Linked DNA regions of Homo sapiens: regions 2, 3 and 4 are each linked to region 1. A link is a contact called in ENCODE Hi-C or POLR2A ChIA-PET data. All regions are on one chromosome and are shown on one strand. Each heading gives the region's core, a stretch centred on a gene start or an enhancer-like site at or near the end of the contact. The rest is flanking DNA. Distances are from core to core; before and after follow the strand shown.

Region 1 (3,665 bases), core at 401-2,900:
CTGAGGTCGCTCAGTTCCGGAGCTGCAACCCGGAGTCCCAGATGATCGGGAGATACTTGAGCCCCACGTCTGAAAAAGCGTTCTTTGCCGTCCGCTCATTAGGCCGACAACCACCGAAGGCTTCTGTCAGATATCCGTAGCAGCAGCAGCTCAACCGCTACGGTTCCGATCCCCATCGGTTTCCTTCGCACAAAACTCTGGAACGAGAAGGCGGGACTAAGGCCAGTTTATCCAGTTGAAAATGCCGCTACTGAGTTTCCGTTGGGAATGATTGGCTGGCTTCCCGGAAACCTTCACAGCCCTGCCGGAGACTCATGCGCATTATTAAGGCGTTACTCTAAATATGGTCCCCGGTGCGGTTCCGGTGTTTTGTTTTAACAAACTCTAAATTTAAGTTCCGTTTCCAATGATTAGATGGCTGGGCGTCATTGCTAACGTGATAAATCACTTAAAATGTTATAATAGAGATTTATTGTAAAATATTACATACCCGGGGACAATGGAATAGCCACCAGTTTGGGAACTTAATGTTATTGAGCGTCTAACGTGCCTCATTCCTTGTACTTTTAAATCAGAATATAAAGTGAAAAGCAAAAATGTGTAGATGGAATAATTTGTCTTATATCTCTATCTGGGCTGAGAAAACAAAATGCCAAGTCTCTTTTTCACCGCGCTGGGAGTGGCAACCCATTATTTTAATATTTTCATTGTTTAAAGGGAAGTGAACGTGGTCTGGTCCAGCTATTCGTCAGAATTTTTTTTTTTAATGCTCCTTGCAAAGCAGAGCTAACTCATAGGCAACATGCCCAGAGTCAGCCTACATTTTTTTAAGTAAGGAGTCCTGATGTTCAACTATTAAATCTTTATTATAGGTAAGAGCATTATAATAAACGTCGGTGTGCAATTATTCCACTCTAACGAAGATTTCTGTCTCAAATAATTCCTGACTTCTCTCTAAACCTGACTTTGAGTAACCTCTGTAAATTTGTTTCCTCGTGTACTGAGAAAAAAATATACATCACAGAGTTACGAGCATTAATAATGTCATTCTCATCAGCAAGTGGCATCCTGAGTGCGGCTTCTTTATAAATTGTTTTATTTGTTAAAGTTTCTGAACTTCGTTTTGGACAAACTTTCTCGTATTTGTATGGGGGGAAGGGGATGGGCAGTTTGTATTTAAGTTTCGGTTGTGTGATCTTTAAAAGGGAAATGGTGGGATATGGGTTTTCGGATCGACAAGGACTGAAGCACTTCAGGTGTGACTTTTTAGGCTAGAACTAGATAAAACGAGATAAGGAGCCTGAATGCTGTTTTCTTTTAACAGGTTATAGACTGGACTTTAAAGGCATAGCTGCCTTAAATGTGGGTAATGGTTGATAAATGTCGCTACCATCAGAGGTCGCTTCACAAGGTGTCTAATTCAGAATCGAAGATCTCTAGCGGTCTTCTACTCAGTCGACTGCAGAGACGACCGCGGTAGGTTTTTCAACCCGGACTCAACAAAGAAGCCCTCATAGCACAGCCTTGACGTCACTCAAAGACAGGCCCCAATCCCGACTGCTAGAGCAGAGGCCCGCCCCTCGACCTCCGTGAGTGGCCCCGCCCCGCCCTAGGGGGCGGGGCGATGCCGAACTGCGGCGGGCTGGCTCAGTAAAGCGGAGGCAGCGGGGGAAGATGGCGGCGGCCGTTCCACAGCGGGCGTGGACCGTGGAGCAGCTGCGCAGTGAGCAGCTGCCCAAGAAGGACATTATCAAGTTTCTGCAGGAACACGGTTCAGATTCGGTACCAGAGGCGTAGGGGCGGCCGGGCTGGTGCGGCTGAGGGACGCCTCACCCCCCTGGAGATGCCCATACATTCCGTATTCCTCTGTGCCCCCGCCCTCGTCTTCCCGCGGCCGGTGGCCTGGAAGGCCGGAGAGGCCCAGCTTGTGCTTTGGTGCCTCGCTCCCGCCTCTCGGGCGTTCTCTACTGGGGCAGGGGAGCAGCTTTATTTCTTGGGGCACACAGGCTGCAATTGTAGAGTTAGAACCTCATTGGGATCCTTGAGTGGGGGTGGAGGCCAGAAAAATAGGAACCCGAGGATATTGGGGGCTAGGGCGGAGAGGCCGAGGAATAGTGGTGTGGATGAGACTCCTGGGAGCGGGGCGCCGGCTACTAGGGAAATGGGAAGGGATGTGAAGATTTCTGTGGGAACGGTGTATCCAACTTGCTTTTCTCAACAGTTTACTAAATACTGAACATTAATGCGTGTGATTTTTAAAAAATCCGTAGGTTGTGGTTTAAGTTTTGATTTAACATATCGACCCTTTAAATGACCTTTTCACCTTTATACTTTAAGGGAGCTACATGCACATTTCTCTTGTGCAGTGGTCTGTCATTGTTATAAACAGACTAAGAAATTTATTTGAAATGCTTTATACTGTAGGCTCTCCATTTGTCAGCATAGTCTCCATCTTAACCATCCGTCTATAGTCAAGTTATTTTTGTTACACTTGTTTTTCCTTTGGAAAATAAGTTCATTCATGCACCTGTTAAATTGCTGAAATAGTTGTGCACGCAGCATTCTCTTACAAGCGGCAGCCTGCTTGTGTTTTCTATACAATTTTTAAAATTCTAAACTTTTCATTTAGAAAAACTGTTTCTGGGTTTTTTTGTTTGTTTGTTTGAGACGGAGTCTCTCTCTGTTGCCCAGGCTGGAGTGCAGTGGCGCGATCTCGGCTCACTGCAACCTCCGCCTCCCGGGTTCAAACGATTCTCCTGCCTCTGCCTCTCGAGTAGCTAGGACTACAGGCGCGTGCCACCACGCCAGGTTAATTTTTTGTATTTTTAATAGAGACGGGATTTCACCGTGTTAGTCAGGATGGTCTCGATCTCCTGACCTCGTGATCCGCCCGCCTCGGCCTCCCAAAGTGCTGGGATTACAGGCGTGAGCCACTATTTCTGGGTTATTTTGAGAAGCTTATATTTTATTTTCATTTTGGGCGGGCGTCATGACAGGGAGATAGAAGAACTCTCCAACTTCCAGTGCCTTCTTCCTTAATTATTATCCTGGCATCCGCATCTTAGATTAATTTAGCAGATATTAATACAACATCTGTAACAAGAACTATTCTCAGTGTTTGGAGGTACAAGGGTGAAAAAGAACATGTGTCGGGGATCTTACCCCATTTTAATGGAACTATTTTCTCTTAAGCCAATTCGTATTTCATCTGAAACAATAGAATAGACATCATTAACATTTAATAATACCTCAGTCATGTACTTCATCCATCATATTCTTATGAAACAAATCATGCCATGTGGAATCGTATGTAAAACTGGGCCACGTGGAAGAATTTCAACAGACTTGGATTATCAAAATGTTTTTATAACATTAATCTTTTAAATGCATAGTCTCGGTCGGTCGTGGTGGCTCATTCCTGTAATCCTAGCACTTTCGGAGGCCAAAGCGGGCGGATCACGAGGTCAGGAGATCGAGACCATCCTGACTAACAGTTGAGGCCAGGCATTGAGGACCAGCCTGGCCAACGTAGCGAAACCTCATTTCTACTAAAAATACAAAAAAAATTAGCTGGGCCTGGTGGTGGGCGCCTCTAATCCCAGCTGTTCGGGAGGCTGAGGCAGGAGAATCGTTTCAACCCAAGAGGGGGAGGTTGCAGTGGGCCG
Region 2 (3,757 bases), core at 706-3,205, 5.2 Mb before region 1:
CGTTTTTAAAACCATCACATCTTGTGAGGCTCATTCACTATCTGGAGAACAGCACAGGAAGGACCTGCCTCCATAATTCAATCACCTCCCACCTGGTTCCTCCCACAACACATGGGAATGGTGAGTTACAATTCAAGATGAGATTTGGGTGGGGACACAGCCAAACCATATCAATACTGTAGTACATCTACATTATGGAATACCACTCAGTAATAAAAAGGAAGGAACTACTGATACATGTAACAGTTTGGATATATCTCAAGGGATTATGCTGAATGAAAAAGAGTCAATAAAAGTTACATACTGTATAATTACAATAATTACATTTATGTAACATTCTTGATATAACAAAATTTTAGAAACAGAGAATAGATTGGGTGGGGCTGCAAAGGTAAGTTGTGGTTATAAAAGGGCAACTGGAGGGACCCTTGTGGTGATGGACCTGGGCTGTACCTTGACTGTGGTGGTGGATACAAGAATCTACACACCTGATAACCATATAGAACTAAATATACACAGAGAACACTAATACAAAATGAGGAATCTGAATGAGATCAATGGATTGTGTGAATGTCAATTACCTGGTTGTGATATGGTACTAGTTTTGCAAGATGCTACCACTGGGAAGACTGGGTAAAGGGTACACAGAATCTCTATTCTTACAATTGCATGGAAATCCACAATTACCTCACAAAGTTGAATAACCATCTCTTTTTTTCATCTGTGATGGAACAAGCAGGCAATATTCTACATTGTTTTAACAAATAAAGCAAACTATGTACCACTGTTCTGGTGGTAAAACCCTTTAACCATAATAAATGTCATCACGTAGCAAATGCTTCACTGTGCTAAACACCTGCTGACCTTATCTCGTGTAATCCGCTCAACGGCCCTAAGACTAGGGAGACACTGCTATCATTCCTAGTTCACTGAGGAGGGTCTGAGGCAAAGAGGTGAAGTGATTTCCTGGAGCTACCTGACCAAAGACTGGAACCAAGATTCTTAGAGGCACACGAAGTCCTTCTGGTAATAAATCTGTATAATTCTATTTGTTATGTTCAGCTGTCCTAACCCTAAAAATTAAAAACTGCCATCAAGCATACAGAATGAGTGTTAGCAACACCGGCACAGTGACAATTTTAAAGAGTTAGAAGGTCCTTTAGAGATTACACAGCCCATCGCCCTCATTTTTACATAAAGGGAATCAGGTGAAGTGACCTGCACAGGTGAGTCGCTGCTCAGAGACCGCACAGCACATTTAAAACTGTATCTCGGTTCAGTACTCAAGAAAAGGACACAGACTTATAAATGGTGGCAAAAACCGAGCTGTCTGGTTCTTCCGGTACCCAGTGCCGGGTCGAGTACAGAGCAGGCGCTCCATATTTACAAGACGAATCAATGACTGAATGAATAGCACCGCCAGGAGCCCCATAAAAGAAGTCCAGAAGACTGCGGGCTGTCAGTCTTCGCTGTGACAAAGAGCCTCCGTGAGGAGCGAGGATTAGGGCCGGACAGGGAGCGCCCTTCTAGTGGACGCTCGACTGGGCTGGGGCCGGGATGGAGACGGTGGGTGCCCAGGCCCTCCGTCTACCGCGGGCCGCGTGCGGGGCCGAGCGAGGACCCGGCTGGAGCTGGAGCGGGGGCGGGGCGGGGGCGGGGCCGAGGGCGAGCCGGAAGAAAGAAGCCGCAGGGCCCGCCCAAACAAGAATTTTCACCGTAATCCCGCCCAGAGTTTCTCCCACGGCCCCATGTCCGCATGGCGGTGAAGGTCGAAGACGCGCGACCCAAAGGGCCAGGTTTTCAGTCAGCCCAGCGTTGGCGACGGGCGAGGGCAGAACACAACCACCACCCTAGTCCCGCCCGGCTCGGGGCCTAGCTTCTCTACTCACAGCGTCGGAGGGAGGGAGGGAGGGAGCGAGCCAGCGTCCCCGCGTCTGCGGCACCCTGGCCGGCCCTTCGCCCTCCGACGCGCGCGCCTATTGGCCACCGCAGCCTCTCCCACATGGGGCGAAGGCGCGCCACTTCATTGGCCCCCGCGTGAGGGGCGGGGCTAAAGAGCGCGGGTCCTCGGCCGTGGAGGGTCAAGTGGCTTCTTCTGAGCGCTGAGGGAGGGGAGCGTGCGTAGGGGATGGTGCCAGCGCTGCGTTATTTGGTTGGTGCCTGCGGACGGGCCCGCGGGCTTTTCGCCGGTGGCTCCCCTGGGGCGTGCGGGTTCGCGTCTGGGAGGCCAAGACCGCTGTGTGGAGGTAGCCGCAGCGCCAGCACCAGGTGAGTGGCCGCTGGTCCTCCCCGCCGCCTGCGCTGCTGCCCCTCGCGGAGGCACCTGGTGGTGGACCTGTGCCCCTGTTCGTATTTCCCTGTCCCGGGGTGAGAGCAGGTTGGGGTCCTGTGGCACTCCAACCTCGGATCCCAGGAGCTACCAACCTGCAGGTTCATTCGTTGTATTTACGGGCCGGAGGAAAGGCAGTGTATAGAGTAGAGGTCGGGAGTAGCTCTGGCTTTGAACAACCCGTCCACTTTCTGTTGAACTCTGGGCTAGTTACTTAACCTCCTTAAAGGCTCAGTTGTGAATTGGACCTTAGTCTCTCCTGTAGGTGGTCATTTGAAGGATAAAAGGACCTAGCACACAGTATAAGCAATCAAATATGCTCTTTATAAGCTGGAGTCTTTGGCGTTGCTTGGAAGATCTGAATACAGTCTTAAATCAGTTCCTGGCACACCCCGCATAGTGTTGCCCCCGTCGGAGGCAGCTCTTATGCTAATGAAAGCCCGCAGAATTCAGTGTCCTGTGATTTATAGTTTGGACGTCACATTCGAAACCATTGTCTTTCTCTGTCCTCTGTAGAAGAAACAGTTTGTGTGAAGGCTGTAAGGCTTGGAGAGGTTTTGGCTATTTTGACGACTAGAAGGTGGGCCATATGAGTGTGACTGAAGTTTAGTGGAAGACATATGGTGTGGAATGACCCAGAAGGACTACATCACAGCAAGGTTTTTAGTTTATTTTAACCACACGTTGACTTTTATTCTAAGAGCCACGGGAAGCTATTTAAAAGGGTTTTAAGAAGAGGCTACGCTTTAGGAGGCCGAGGCGGGCGGATCGCCTGAGGTCAGAAGTTGGAGACCAGCCTAACCAACATGGTGAAACCCCGTCTCTACTAAAAATACAAAAAAATTAGCCTGGCGTGGTGGTGGGCGCCTGTAATCCCAACTACTCCGGAGCCTTAGGAGAATCGCTTGAACCTGGGAGGCGGAGATTGCAGTAAGCTGAGATCGCACCATTGCACTCCAGCCTGGGCGACAGAGCAAGACTCTGTCTCGCAAAAAAAAAAAAAAAAAAAAAAAGAAAAGAAAAGAAAAAAAGAAGAGGCTAATAATTAAATGTTGATGTTCTAAAAGTTGACTCTGGCTGCTGCGTGTTGGTGGATAGGGGGAGTAGAGTGGGATACCAGTAATAGCGATTGTGATTTGTTATGGGGCATGTGGACAGTTCTTTTGGGAAGCTTTTCTTAAGGAAAGAAAAGTAGGGCTAGTGAAAGTTTTGTTTATACTTAAAATGTTTTTTTAAAAAATTTTTGGAGTCAGGGTCTCACTGTGTTGCCAAGGCTGGAGTGCAGTGGCACAATCATAGCTCACTGCAGCCTCCACCCTCCTGGGCTCAAGCGATCCTCCCTCCTCAGCCCCCCTCCCCAATGCTTCCTGTCCTCCAGGAGCTGGGACCACAGGCAGCTAATTATTTTCCTATTTTTTTGTAGAGACG
Region 3 (3,311 bases), core at 445-2,944, 9.3 Mb after region 1:
CCTGTTTTGTGCTTTCTTTGAAATCACTCACATCTATACTTTCCTGTTCTTTTCCGAGCTCAACTCCTTCTCCCAAGGTTTTCACGCTCTTTTGAATAAGCCCCAAACTCTGGCCCTTGTACTTTTTCTTACATCCCTCTCCCTGCAGGGATACCCACCACCCCAAACCAAATTCTACTCATTCTTCAAGATAATTAAGGTAATCCCACCTTCTTCAGCTAGGCTTTGTGACCACCCAATATTGAAACGATTTCCTCTGCCTCTGAATTCCTACAGCAACATTTAGTTAAGCATTCATTTGGCAATTTAATCAAGTGGTGACTTATGATAGCTTTTTAAGTGAGCCCAGATAATAACTATTTATCCCTCATATTGAGTACTGTCCAGTGCTGCACAAAGAAGTCACTCATAAATATTTTTGGATGGCTGATTTACTGATTGAAATTATATCCTTCCATGGAGATTTGCTTTGCAAGGGAAACATGAAAAGAGGGCATCTGGGTGATACTAGGCTGTCATCAACCTATCATCAATGCTTCCTTTACATGACCAAAATCAGGCCAAGACAAAGAAGTCAGTCTCATCTCCATCATTTGAATCGAAAGAAAATAATCCCGGTAATCACAAATTCCATTTCACTTTAGAATAACCATTCCTAAAAGTTTGCAAAATTTATTTGTAGTGTTAATCTGCCCTCCTCCCCCACCCAAAATAATTTAAAACAGCCCAAAGTTAGAAAAAACTGAAGGGAAGAAAAGACTTGGAGAATTTTCAACGCTGCCAAAACTCAGCCAATTTATAAGCATATGAAGATCCAAAATGAGCCCGAATGTTGGTCCCTTCCTCTCAGTCTTGCAAACTTCAGGGAGCTACTGAACGGGACCGCTCTCAAGTTAGCCCCCGAAAAGACACTGATGTAAAAGTGCTGACCGGCAAGTTGACTTGCAAACTGAGGTTAATTACTAAGCCGACCCTCTGTCCCGGCAACTCACTTGCGCTGAGAAGTGAGGGTTGCAAAGGTGAAAATAGGGAAAGAGGTCGGTGGGCTGGGGAGAGGAGGCATTTCCAGTTTGTCTGCTGCGGGAAGTTGTCCGCCTGGGCTGGTCGCTCCAGAGCACCACCGGGGGCAGGACCACGCCGCGTTTGGGAGCTGGACAAGCCCAGGCCCGCCCCGCCCCGCCGCCGGGACCCATCAGGAGCCAGACAGCGCCCAGCGACCGGTCAGGGTGCAGCCCAGGGCCCAGAGCCAGTCTCCGCCCCTTCCCTCTGTCCCCGCCCCGCTTTCCCAGCAGGACGCAGCCGCCTGGCGTGCGGAGAGCGGCCTGTCGCGCGCTGGGCGCGGGGACTCAGGGTCCCAGCAGTGGGTCGCGCACCTGAGCTATCTCCATCCTCGGAGACCGACGAGCTCTCAGTGTCCTCGTCCTCGGAGCTGCTCCCCTCATTTTCGGCGTAGTCCACCTCCATCTCATCGTGATGGTTGGTCTCCTTCTTATCCCCTCGGGAATGGACTGGCATTTTCCAGCCGCGCCGTCGCTTTCCACTACCGGCGCCCAGCCCGGCCACCGCCGCTTCAATGAAGGGCGCGCGGAACGCCCCAACCCACCCAGCCACCGAGCTTGCTCGCCCCCTTGGCTCCTCCCCGCCCCCGGCCCGGGCCTCACAACCTAACCCGCAGGCTCTGCGATGGGAGCTCTGCCATTGGCGGAGGCCTTCCACCGAGCCAGAGGGCGGGGGCTTGCCCTGCTCTGGTACGATTGGTTGCCCGCAATTACGACGCGGCCTTCCGATGCTTGCCGGGAGTTGTAGTTCGTAGGTCTCAGACCTGCAGGGGCTGCACGCTTCCATCCCTCGGCAGCCCTGATCACTTCTTCCTTCTGGACTTCAAGTCCCACAAGGCACGAAAGCTGACACTCTGGATCGCAGTTTATAAACTAAACAGAAACAGATTGTGCGAATTTAGTCTGTATTTATCTATTTCCCGCCAAGTGATTGTTTGACCTGCCTGACCATCAGAGATGTTACTGTTAGATGTGAAAATGTCTTTTGCCTAAAAGGATCTTTGCCTGCTCATTGAGCCTGGGGAACTGGAGAACCATCTGTTTTACTAAGCACCTTTATTACCTACCATTAATAAACTGTTTTATTTAATTATTAACTATAGACGATAACTTGCACTTTCTGTGTTGTGCAAAAATCTTTAAATTATTCTTGAAACTTTTACAATACAGAAGGTAAGGAAGTTTTATCTTGGCATTTTCAATCTAATATTTTTGGCATTTATTTTTTACCAAATGCAGTCGGAAAATGCCATCAGTCCTGATTTAACTTTAGTTTTCAATGAAAAATACATACTTAACCAGATGTACTTTCTCAAAAAAAGGGTACATAGCTCCCTCTCCCTCTCCCTCGCCCTCGCCCTCGCCCTCGCCCTCTCCACGGTCTCCCTCTCCCTCTCTTTCCACGGTCTCCCACTGATGCCGAGCCGAAGCTGGACTGTACTGCTGCCATCTCGGCTCACTGCAACCTCCCTGCCTGATTCTCCTGCCTCAGCCTGCCGAGTGCCTGCGATTGCAGGCGCGTGCCGCCACGCCTGACTGGTTTTCGTATTTTTTTGGTGGAGACGGTTTCGCTGTGTTGGCCGGGCTGGTCTCCAGCTCCTAACCGCGAATGATCCGCCAGCCCCGACCTCCCGAGGTGCCGGGATTGCAGACGGAGTCTCGTTCACTCAGTGCTCAATGGTGCCCAGGCTGGAGTGCAGTGGCGTGATCTCGGCTCGCTACAACCACCTCCCAGCCGCCTGCCTTGGCCTCCCAAAGAGCCGAGATTGCAGCCTCTGCCCGGCCGCCACCCCGTCTGGGAAGTGAGGAGCGTCTCTGCCTGGCCGCCCATCGTCTGGGATGTGAGGAGCCCCTCTACCTGGCTGCCCAGTCTGGAAAGTGAGGAGCGTCTCTGCCCGGCCGCCATCCCATCTAGGAAGTGAGGAGCGTCTCTGCCTGGCAGCCCATCGTCTGGGATGTGGGGAGCACCTCTGCCCCGCCGCCCCGTCTGGGATGTGAGGAGCGCCTCTGCCCAGCCGCGACCCCGTCTGGGAGGTGAGGAGCGTCTCTGCCCGGCCACCCCGTCTGAGAAGTGAGGAGACCCTCTGCCCGGCAACCGCCCCGTCTGAGAAGTGAGGAGCCCCTCCGCCCGGCAGCCGCCCCGTCTGAGAAGTGAGGAGCCCCTCCGTCCGGCAGCCACCCCGTCTGGGAAGTGAAGAGCGTCTCCGCCCGGCAGCCACCCCGTCCGGGAGGGAGGTGGGGGTCAGCCCCCGC
Region 4 (3,674 bases), core at 198-2,697, 8.0 Mb before region 1:
GTAAACAGACCAAAGCCCATACCCAATATCATATGCTGCATATTGTCAATAGAAATACTGGAGGAGCAACTGGGAAGCAGGCACTCAGAAATTTTTTTTGAGTGGTAAAGAGGGTCCTGATCTTAGATGCTTTCAGTCAGAGCTGCAGTATACAGTTGGATAGGTTGTTCACTGCACAAGGTTAACCAGCTAAGGGCACTAATTGGGGCAGAAAATCCAGCCTGTATTCTACTTGACAAGCCATCAACTCCAACACCGCTCTGTATCTGCCCACAGGAAGCAATGCCTTTTTTCAAATTCCTACAAAGGCCCTGTACAAACTTCAGATAGTCTTGATTTAAATAATGACAGAGTAATAATGTCTGACAGGTTACATCTCAGGAGCAAGAAAAATTGCCCTACCAATCTGATTCCACCAGAGAGTAAAAGAAATAGTGAAGACTGTCTATTCTTAAAATGAAAACACTGAGGTTGGAGATGGTTTTTCTCTGGATTCTCAACATAGGGTGATGTGCTTACAAAATAATTTTTTTTAAATAAAAAAGACCCACATAAGGGAGCCTCTGTATTCAACTTGATCCCAGAATATGAGTTACAGAATCAGAGATGCATAAAAATCTGGAAGAAACCTTAAAGTTCATAGAATTCCATTGCTAGAAGGAACTTTAGATATCATCTGGTCCAAGAATCTTAATTTTACAGATGAGGAAACCAAAAAGATCAGGAAGATTATGTGATTTGCCTGTGGATGGTTAGCAAAGCTAAATCTAGAACCTGGTTGTTTTCTACCTCTCAATCGAACACTCTTTACCACAGCTGGTTGGACTTGACATCATTATAATCAACTAAGACTGATTGCGCACCCACTGTGTGGGAGAGGCTGACATGGACTTGGTTTCCATCAAGGGCCTAGCAATGAGGTTGAGAAAACAGGAAATCCAAGCATCAAAAGATAAGTAATAATATGAGATGGCATATGAAGCAAGGTTTAGATTCCAGTTTCCCAGTGGGAGTGGTGACACCAAGGTGAGTGATGGGTGTGGGGTGGAGTGCCCTCGTATCCACCCACCTATGCGTCCTGGTTCTGTCTGGAGGCACCAGGGCCAGGTGACAAAACGTCCAGGCGAGGCCGCAGTAGGGCCTAAGGTCAAAAAGAGCAATGCTGAATCCTACATCCTGGGGCCCTCCTAACACGTAGCTTAAGGCTCTGGGCTCATGACCCACATTGTAAGGATGAGTGGGGTAAAGCCTATCCACATCTGGGCTGTGAATTCCAGAAGCGGGGGACCGAGGCAGCTGTGCATGAAGACCGCAAGGAAGGAGGAAGGGAGCCGAGGAGGCCCAAGAGCGGCGGGCGACCTGACACCACCCTGCCCTCCCAGCCAGAGGGGCAGGGGGGAACCCCGCGCGCGGCGCCGGTGCAGCCCGGGCTTCCGGGGCGGCGCACGCGGCCGGGGGGCGGGGCGGGGGCCGAAGCACCGCCTACGTCGGGCTGCGTGACAATGGGGCCGGCGGCAGAACGCAGCTGCGGCGGCTGCGGGTCTCGTGGGGGCGGAGCGGTCGCCGCTGCCGCCGCAGCTCGGGTCGGGATTTGAAAGATTAGAAACTTCGGGTGGAGAGGGCGGCGGCGTTGAATGTGTGGCGGAAGCGCTGGGGGTCACGGCTCCGCGCGCCGCCGGACAGCCGGCGGCGTCTCCACAGCATGAATTACCCGGGCCGCGGGTCCCCACGGAGCCCCGAGCATAACGGCCGAGGCGGCGGCGGCGGCGCCTGGGAGCTGGGCTCAGACGCGAGGCCAGCGTTCGGCGGCGGCGTCTGCTGCTTCGAGCACCTGCCCGGCGGGGACCCGGACGACGGCGACGTGCCCCTGGCCCTGCTGCGCGGGGAACCCGGGCTGCATTTGGCGCCGGGCACCGACGACCACAACCACCACCTCGCGCTGGACCCCTGCCTCAGTGACGAGAACTATGACTTCAGCTCCGCCGAGTCGGGCTCCTCGCTGCGCTACTACAGCGAGGGTGAGAGCGGCGGCGGCGGCAGCTCCTTGTCGCTGCACCCGCCGCAGCAGCCTCCGCTGGTCCCGACGAACTCGGGGGGCGGCGGCGCGACAGGAGGGTCCCCCGGGGAAAGGAAACGTACCCGGCTTGGCGGCCCGGCGGCCCGGCACCGCTATGAGGTAGTGACGGAGCTGGGCCCGGAGGAGGTACGCTGGTTCTACAAGGAGGACAAGAAGACCTGGAAGCCCTTCATCGGCTACGACTCGCTCCGCATCGAGCTCGCCTTCCGGACCCTGCTGCAGACCACGGGTGCCCGGCCCCAGGGCGGGGACCGGGACGGCGACCATGTGTGCTCCCCCACGGGCCCAGCCTCCAGTTCCGGAGAAGATGACGATGAGGACCGCGCCTGCGGCTTCTGCCAGAGTACGACGGGGCACGAGCCGGAGATGGTGGAGCTTGTGAACATCGAGCCTGTGTGCGTGCGGGGCGGCCTCTACGAGGTGGATGTGACCCAAGGAGAGTGCTACCCGGTGTACTGGAACCGTGAGTAGCGGGCCGGGGTTAGGGCAGGACGGGCTGCCCCTGCATGGGCCGATGCGCACCGGTGTGGGTTTGGGACTGGTCGCCGCGAAGAGGGAGGCGCGTGAGGCCTGGCGTTTGGCTGGGGCAGGATGGAGATTGAGCAGGGAGCGTCGGCAGCTGAAGGGTAAACGAGCAGATGGCAAAACCCAAGCTGCCTGGGGTCAGGAGGACTGGATACCTTCGGGGGTAGCGCCTCCTGGGTGAGCCGGGTGCTGCTGCCATCCCCTGGAAGTGATCCAGGACCGGATCCGCAGCCCGAGGTTTAATTTCGTGATCCTACCAGCTTTGTCCACCTGGGGATCTGGTTCTGTCTCATTTACCCTAAACAGCCTATGATTTAAATAGCGGCACGTCTTCTGGAGTAGGAAGGTTTGAGAGGATCTGCTCGAGAATCAACAGCTTAGTTATGGGTTCAGGAAAAGTAAAAGAATCCCTGGAGGGAAAGGAGATAGGTTGTTCCCACTGGGTGTGTTCGGAGAGGTGGAAAGCACTGCGTGAAGCAGCTCTGGCAAGTGGCTCCGCTCCCTCGGTGGAATACTGGATTCTGTCTCTTAGGTCCTCATTTACATATTTTTGTGTTTGCATCTTAACCTTGAAAAATTACCATTTCTATGCCTCGTCTTCCTCATTTGTAAAAGGGGAGAAATTGTACCTACCTCACGGGATTGTTGTGAAAGTAAATTAGAAAATATACTTCAAGGGCTTGGAACTATGGTTGGTACTTACGTGTGATATGAGTGTTAACAGTATTTATTAGACAACAACACAGACGGGTTTATAGTTAGAATAGGAGGAAGGTGACCGTAAATATCTGCCAGTGCATGCAGCAAATATTACGTATGTAATATATAGGAGATATTCAATAGTCACAGAAGTTACTGACCACCAGTATTATAATATGTAATATACACTTTTAATTTTCGTGGGCCCAATGCCCTAACTTAGATGTCTTCATTGATTGTGACAACCTTTAGATCCTCCATACAACACTCTGCCCTCTATTAGATGGATTGATGACAGCTTCCTTTCTGTATGTTAGGACCTTACCATCGGCAGAGCCCGTCACCTTTATCTTTGTACTCTGATAGGGCCTAG

Evidence for each region. A loop is a pair of places that touch in the nucleus more often than their neighbours do. ChIA-PET counts read pairs that join two places held with the same protein, here RNA polymerase II (POLR2A). Pooled maps may share reads with other maps.
Region 2: a loop to region 1 is called in a map of B cell, with 18 times the contacts of the local background. The contact joins the promoter of DMAC2L here to the promoter of FKBP3 in region 1. A Hi-C loop is called at or near these places in 3 of 168 maps with a recorded cell type or tissue (B cell, CD4-positive, alpha-beta memory T cell and naive thymus-derived CD4-positive, alpha-beta T cell) and 7 of 50 pooled maps. POLR2A ChIA-PET finds 5 or more read pairs at or near these places in 1 of 52 experiments (MCF 10A).
Region 3: a loop to region 1 is called in a pooled map, with 6 times the contacts of the local background. The contact joins the promoter of BRMS1L here to the promoter of FKBP3 in region 1. A Hi-C loop is called at or near these places in 2 of 50 pooled maps.
Region 4: a loop to region 1 is called in a map of CD4-positive, alpha-beta memory T cell, with 18 times the contacts of the local background. The contact joins the promoter of DDHD1-DT here to the promoter of FKBP3 in region 1. A Hi-C loop is called at or near these places in 2 of 168 maps with a recorded cell type or tissue (CD4-positive, alpha-beta memory T cell and naive thymus-derived CD4-positive, alpha-beta T cell) and 7 of 50 pooled maps.

Annotation. Positions count from the first base shown.
Region 1 is chr14:45,132,466-45,136,130 of GRCh38, reverse strand. It overlaps FKBP3 (FKBP prolyl isomerase 3), which reads left to right and starts at 1,650. Exons shown (of 7, transcript NM_002013.4): 1 at 1,650-1,782. The coding sequence starts at 1,675. FANCM (FA complementation group M) reads right to left here and starts at 201. Exons shown (of 23, transcript NM_020937.4): 1 at 1-201. The coding sequence starts at 99. RefSeq lists enhancers at 1-47, 710-1,580, 1,674-1,893, 1,581-2,452 and a silencer at 1,527-1,704.
Region 2 is chr14:50,310,522-50,314,278 of GRCh38, reverse strand. It overlaps DMAC2L (distal membrane arm assembly component 2 like), which reads right to left and starts at 1,955. Exons shown (of 6, transcript NM_001382507.1): 1 at 1,890-1,955. L2HGDH (L-2-hydroxyglutarate dehydrogenase) reads left to right here and starts at 2,050. Exons shown (of 10, transcript NM_024884.3): 1 at 2,050-2,268. The coding sequence starts at 2,129. RefSeq lists silencers at 1,571-1,800, 1,861-1,990.
Region 3 is chr14:35,824,721-35,828,031 of GRCh38, reverse strand. It overlaps BRMS1L (BRMS1 like transcriptional repressor), which reads right to left and starts at 1,694. Exons shown (of 10, transcript NM_032352.4): 1 at 1,374-1,694. The coding sequence starts at 1,515. RefSeq lists silencers at 1,134-1,303, 1,554-1,653.
Region 4 is chr14:53,151,127-53,154,800 of GRCh38, reverse strand. It overlaps DDHD1-DT (DDHD1 divergent transcript), which reads right to left and starts at 1,447. Exons shown (of 3, transcript NR_110062.1): 1 at 1,070-1,447. DDHD1 (DDHD domain containing 1) reads left to right here and starts at 1,478. Exons shown (of 13, transcript NM_001160148.2): 1 at 1,478-2,540. The coding sequence starts at 1,703. RefSeq lists a silencer at 1,303-1,632 and enhancers at 2,453-2,652, 2,673-2,722.